Linked DNA regions of Homo sapiens: region 2 is linked to region 1. The links are chromatin contacts, found by Hi-C or POLR2A ChIA-PET in ENCODE. All regions are on one chromosome and are shown on one strand. The core of a region is the stretch at or near the end of the contact, and the rest is flanking DNA. Distances in the headings are between cores, read along the strand shown.

Region 1 (3,005 bases), core at 128-2,627:
CCCTGGACCAGGCCTCAAGATGAAGGGATGATGCTTCTTCTCCCTGGTTGCTCAATCTGACTTGCAGGCCCTCTACTGGCTCCTCAGAAAAGGGTCTCCAGCGCCAAAAGAATCTCCTGGGGTGCTCAAGCCCCCAGCCCTATGCAGGATGGAGAATATCTTGTGAGTTCCAGAGGAGGGGTTCTATTAGTCGTGTGCACGAACCTGCAGGAAGGCAGAGCTTGGGGTGGTGCTGTGGCAGCTACCGGCAGGGGCCAGAGCCTCTCCAGGCAGCAGGGCCATCTGGACATCCTGGACTGGGGAGCGTATCTCCTGGGCTGTAGAGGGAGGTGCAGAGGGGACATGACTAGGAGGGTTGGAGATGGGGAAAGTGTCCTTGTGTCCTTACAAGGCTCATTTTCCCCCCATCCTTTGCTTGTTATAGGAGTGAACCTGTCTTGCAGATGATCGTTGACTATGCAGGTAAAATAGATTGCGATCATTGTCATCCTGCTCAGAAAACCCACCTGGATAGGACCAGTCCTGGGACTGGGAGCCCGGAGACGCCACTGAGAGCCGGTCCTGCAGGGACTCCAGGGAGATGAACCAGGAGATGGCTCAGCAAGGACCAGGCAGTGGCAGAGGTGCCCGAGTAGAGTGATCGTGGGGCAGAGGACTGAGGGAAAGTGCGTGCCTGTGCCTGGCAGTGCCGCCCCAGGTGGAGGAGGAGCCCTCAGGGTGGTGGGCTTCCGATGAAGGGTGACTCTGCTGGGGTCTGAGGCTGTGCTCCCAGTGGACTCAGGGACCCCACTGCACAAGCCCGATTTTGGGTAACAGGGCACACCTAGGGAACAGGCCCAGAGCACCCTCTCCTTGGAATAAACTCCGGATCCAAGTCCCAGAACCCACCTTAGGAGGCGTCTGCCGCCCCCGCCCCCTCCCCAGCCTTCCAGGCCCTGGCTGCGGTGGATGGGGGCGCGGAAGGCCCAAGTGCGCGAACTTCACCTGGCCCGGCCGTCCTCCCCGTGGGGGGCCCAGGCTGCGGGCGCGTCAGGCCGTCTCTGTCGCCATCCGGAGGAGCGGCTTGGGCGCCGCGTCCCCTCTGCCAGGCCCGGGTCGGCGGGCGGCTGGAGCCCCCAGCGGTGGCGGGCGCGCGCCTCTCTCGCGGATGCCGGGGCGCGCGTAGCCGGGGCGCGCAGTGACGCCCAGAGCGGGGCCGGCGTCCCCCTGGCGGGCCGGCGCGGGGTCGGCGGGCGCGGGCGCGAGCGCGGGCGGCGCGGGCGCGGCGCGGGGCGCGGTGGGCCGGGGCCCGGGCGCGGCGGCGGCGGCGGCGGAGGATGGCGCGCGCGGGGCCCGCACGTGGAGGCCGGCGCGGGGGCGCGGGCAGGGCCGGCTGCTGAGACGCGCTGCTGCCCCCCGCGCGGGCGCCGCGGCTTCAATGGCGCCATCGCCCAGGACCGGCAGCCGGCAAGATGCGACCGCCCTGCCCAGCATGTCCTCAACTTTCTGGGCGTTCATGATCCTGGCCAGCCTGCTCATCGCCTACTGCAGTGAGTACCGCGCGGCCCCGGCCCCGGCACGGCCCTCTGGGCCCCGGACCCCCTCCTCCGGCCCCGGCAGGCGCCCCGCGGGCCTCCCGGAGTCGGCGCGGAGTTACGAGCGCCGGGCGCATGGTCCCCCGAGTCCCGGCCGGTCCAACGCTGCGCTGGGCGGGCGAGAGGGTCCACCCGGGTTCCGGGCGCTCGAGCACTTCGGGGTCGGACGCCCCGGCCCGAGCCTCCCTTCCCTGACTCCCCGGCAGGGCCCGGGCTCCAGGCCCCGGGTGGCGCGGCCCGTCCCTGCCCGGCGGTCGGAGCCCAGCCAGCGGCTTCCCGGCCGAGATGCGCGCTCAGGAGGCAGCCGCAGGTCGCGGAGGGCGGGCGGCGCTGCCGGGGTGTCTGCGGAGCGCCCTCCCCGTGCCTCAGCCCGGGACAAGGGGGGAGGCGGCGGCCGAGCCCGGAGAGGAGCTCTTCAGGCAGGAGCCCAGCCTGGGCTCGGAGGAGCAGCTGGAGCTTCCGCTTTCCCGGGAAACGGGCTCGTCAGGCGCCTTCTGGAAAGAGAAGCGAAGTGAGGGATGGGATGCCCGGAGGGGGCTCGCCGCGGCCGCGGACGTTTCTCGGGTCGTGTCTGGGGCCCGAGCTGGTGACCGGCGGGACTGGCGCGGGCGCGGGCTGGGGTGGTGCGGGCCAGTGGGCGCCCGGGCGTGAGCTGAGGGCTGGGGTAGGGGGTGACCGCCGCGGGCTCCCTGTTGCCTGGAGTGAAGGGTGGGGGGTGGCCTGTGCCCCTGCCGAGGCTCCAGGCGGGTGGAATGAGGGGTGGTTGGAGTCCCGGGTGCAGACTCCAGCCTCGGCGCTGGGGAGGGTGCTCAGCATCCCGGGGCACGTTCGCGGCTGGTGGGGTAAGTGGGGGCCGCTCAGCGTCCCGGGCACAGGCTCTGGCCCCAGATGGCGCGGGCTGGTCGGCTTCAGCTCCGGGAGCTCCGGGCTTCTTGTCTTCAGCGGGAGAATAGGACGGGTGCTGGGGAGCACCTGTCATGGAGAATTGCCATGGGCGCGGGAGGTGATGGAAAAATATGGATTCTTTACAAAAAAAAAAAAAAAAGGCCAGCACCGAACCTCCCTCCACAGACACCACCTCCTCCAGAGCCCCGGGCCTCCAAGCTCCCAGTCCGATCTGATCCTTCCGCTGTCGCCAAAATGAGAGCACAGTGGCCCAGGGAGACCCGGGCAGCCGCGGGATCGGCCTCCGGAGTCCTGGGACAGCCCAGCTCGCCAGGATCGCAAGGGAAACCCGGGGACCAGAGCAGGAATTTTCCTACTTGCTTCAGCGCGGTTATGCATTTCCCTAGAAATGCTGTGGCACCGAGCGGGGAGGGGTCGCCAAGCCTGGGGGTCTCAACCCGAGCTGCCCAGGCAGACGAGGCCACCGTGGGTGCGCCGGCGCCCCTGGGAACTCACTGGCTGGCCGCCTGCAGGGAGCAGGGTCTG
Region 2 (3,005 bases), core at 264-2,763, 47 kb after region 1:
CATGTATGAGCACTCGTGCCTTTGTGTGCGCACAAGCTGTGTGGGTATATGCATATGTGTAGATGCAAGCATGCTGCACACACATCACACATGGTCACACCGGCACATGTGATGAGCACTCATGCATACATGTGCACACAGGCTGTGTGAGTATATGCATATATGTAGGTGCAAGAATGCTGCACACACATCACACACACAGTCACACCGGCACATCACACGCACGGTCACACTGGCACATGTATGAGCACTCATGCGTGTGTGCACACAGGCTGTGTGGGTATATGCATATGTGTAGATGCAAGCATGCTGCACACACATCACACACGGTCACACCGGCACATGTATGAGCACTCGTGTGTGTGCACACAGGCTGTGTGGGTATATGCATATACGTAGGTGTGAGCACACTGCACACACATTACACACATTTGCACAGGCACGCGTATGGGCACTCATGCATGGCTGCACAGGGGCACACACAGACACACCCCCCCCAGGAGTGCCCGTGTTGTCGAGCCCCCGCCACAGAGCTGCACCGCCGCTTGGTGCCGCATGCAGCGAGTTCCCGCATGGGTTGGTTTTCGTCTCCTGAAACTAATTTGGCAGAAGCAAGTGTCCATATGTAGGTGTGGGTCTCTGTCTTCATGCGTCCCCCATGCCCCGACACACACACACGTTTCCATTAATTAGCAGGGACTTGGAAACCTACCGTCCCCGGCTCAAGGCAAATGCCAGCAGTCCCGGGTTTTTGTGGGGCAACATAGAGGGAGAATTGTCTATCAGAGGGCTTTCCTCTCGGCAAGCCGGGAAACAAGTGGATGTCCTTTGTCCGCCAACAAGTTATATGTCCATAAAAGACGAGCCCGGAGAGGCAGGCCGTCCTTTCAGCCCTGACAGCGTGTCAGCACCGGGAGCCGGCGCGGGTGGGTAACGAGCGCGCACCGCCCGTGGAGGAACATATGGCTCAGGCGTGCGCCGTGGCTGACGAGTTGTCAGGAATTCATGGCAGGGCTTGTTTTGCCAAACATTTCACTATGGAGGAACAAGGACTCCAACCTGGTTATCAAAATTTGACATTTCGAAACCGCCTGAAGAATTTTTAACTATTGGGTTTCCATGTCAACAGCATGCCTGTCTTCATCTGCGGCCAAGGCTTCCGGCTCCCTGTGCCCTGTGCTGCGGGGAGGACAGAGTGCCTTTGTTTGCAGCCACCCATGGGCACAGGCGGCGCGCACACACATGCACACGGCAGTGGCTTTCTGTGCTCCAGGAGGGTTTACGCTGGGGAAGGGAGGAGCTTCACATCTGTGTGTGGAGGAGTGGCTGGGAGCTGCCCCACAGACCCGAGGCAGCCCCCGGACACCCTGGCACTGGCTGGGCGATGGCAGCGGGGCCTGGCTGGGCTGCAGCTGGCTGAGTTCTGTCGTCTGCAGAGGAGCAGGACCTGGGACGGGGGCTCCCTCTGGACGTGGCTGGCCTGGGTGCCTCTCCTTTAGGAGCTCTTAGTGATGGGTGTGGTCAGGAGGAATGCCACCCCAAACAAAAACCCCCTCGGCCTCCCGGTCTGGCAGGAATTGGGGAGGTCCCGCTGACTTGAGCCAGATGGCTTGGTGCTGGCAGAGGCCCCGATGGAACGGATTGTTCTGTGGCTCTCGTTCCTCTGCCTTTGAGACACCCGGGGTGGGGGCAGGGTGGGGCAGGGGAGGCCGGTGCTGCCACCACATGGCCCGGCTCCCTGGGGACCTGAGGACATGAGGTTCCCGCTCTGTTCTTGGTGCATTTCCAGGCAAGATCGTCATCGTCTGGGAGAGACGGGGTCTGGCCATGGGAGCTCAGGGTGGCGTTCCCCACTCCTCCATCCACTCTAGACCAGGGATGCCAGGGACAAAACCCCAGGGCAGGCCATGTCTGTGTGCCAGGAGGCATGTGGGCAGAGGATGGGGCTTGGTTTCAAATCTGGGCCCTGCCACTTACTGACTCAGCATGCGGCCCTGGCCAGCCTGGCCTCTCAATCCCAGCCCACAGGTCCCACAGTTGGATAAGGCTCCTGGGAGGACCCAGAAGCTGGCAGCAAGGAGCTCCCGATGAGTGTCAAACCAAATGCCATGGCCTCCTTCTTGTTTCAGGGGGAAGCCCAGCCCAGCAGGCACTGCAGCCAGGGTCCTGCAGCTCTCCCTGGGGCCCTGGAGGCCCCTTTCTGCTCCCCTGTCAGAGCGCCCAGCCCAGCAGCCTAGAAGGCCCCACGGTGTCCCCAGACTAAGCCAGGCTCCTGCCGGAGTGAAGAGAGCAGGAGAGGCCTTGGGCAGACCCTGTACCCCTGGTTTCCTGAGGCCTCTCTGGCTGATGGTGGGGATCAGGCTGAGGGTGTAGGGTCAGGGTGAGGGGGTGGCAGGGGCACGATGCCTTCCATTCCCCCGTGGGCCATTTGGCGTGGGGATGCCATGGATCCAGGCAGTGCACGGACCTCTCTGTCACCAGCGCACGGTCAGCTCCACGCCCCTTCCTGAAGGCAGATTCAGGTGTGGATGCTCCGGGTTTTAGGCCGAGTGGCCTGCTTTTATATTGCCAGGAAGCTAAGGATGGTTTTAATCATCTTAAAGGGTTATAACAAAAAAAGAAAAATACGTGAAACCACCGAGATGGCCCGGGGCTGCAGAGCCGAAAATATTGACTACCTGGCGCTCTACCGAAAGTCGCTGCCAGCTCCTGGTTTAGGGGCGGGGATGGGAGATGGGACTGAGCAGGTGGAGGAGGAGGACAGTCCTGGGCAAGGGGCTGAGGGCCGCTGCCCCGAGCCCTGCCCTCAGGCTGGTTGTGAGCCAGGCCATGGGGCGCCCCATCCTCAGGCCAGTTTTCTGGCTCTGGCTGATTCGAGGTAGTTGGGTATTGGCTGGCGAGCTTTCCCTCCCTTGAGCCCTTCAGGATACAGTATCGTCCATGTGGAACTTCGGAGGGCAGAATGAGGACCAGGTGGTGGCCGGAATCAGAGCCAGTCAGCTCTC

Evidence for each region. Hi-C counts contacts between places; a loop is a spot of excess contacts on that map. ChIA-PET counts read pairs that join two places held with the same protein, here RNA polymerase II (POLR2A). Pooled maps may share reads with other maps.
Region 2: a map of posterior cingulate gyrus shows a loop between it and region 1 (7-fold over the local background). The contact joins the enhancer-like site here to the promoter of TAFA5 in region 1. A Hi-C loop is called at or near these places in 2 of 168 maps with a recorded cell type or tissue (mesothelial cell of epicardium and posterior cingulate gyrus) and 1 of 50 pooled maps. POLR2A ChIA-PET finds 5 or more read pairs at or near these places in 1 of 52 experiments (Panc1).

The regions. Positions count from the first base shown.
Region 1 is chr22:48,488,176-48,491,180 of GRCh38, forward strand. It overlaps TAFA5 (TAFA chemokine like family member 5), which reads left to right and starts at 1,378. Exons shown (of 4, transcript NM_001082967.3): 1 at 1,378-1,529. The coding sequence starts at 1,418.
Region 2 is chr22:48,535,524-48,538,528 of GRCh38, forward strand. The region is part of intron 1 of TAFA5 (TAFA chemokine like family member 5); the gene reads left to right. Among named protein-coding and RNA genes, the nearest start is that of TAFA5, 47 kb to the left of the region's middle. RefSeq lists an enhancer at 1,815-2,629. Within about 2 kb of position 1,514, at least 4 of the 41 ENCODE cell types and tissues checked have a DNase peak (open chromatin) inside an H3K27ac peak, as active enhancers do.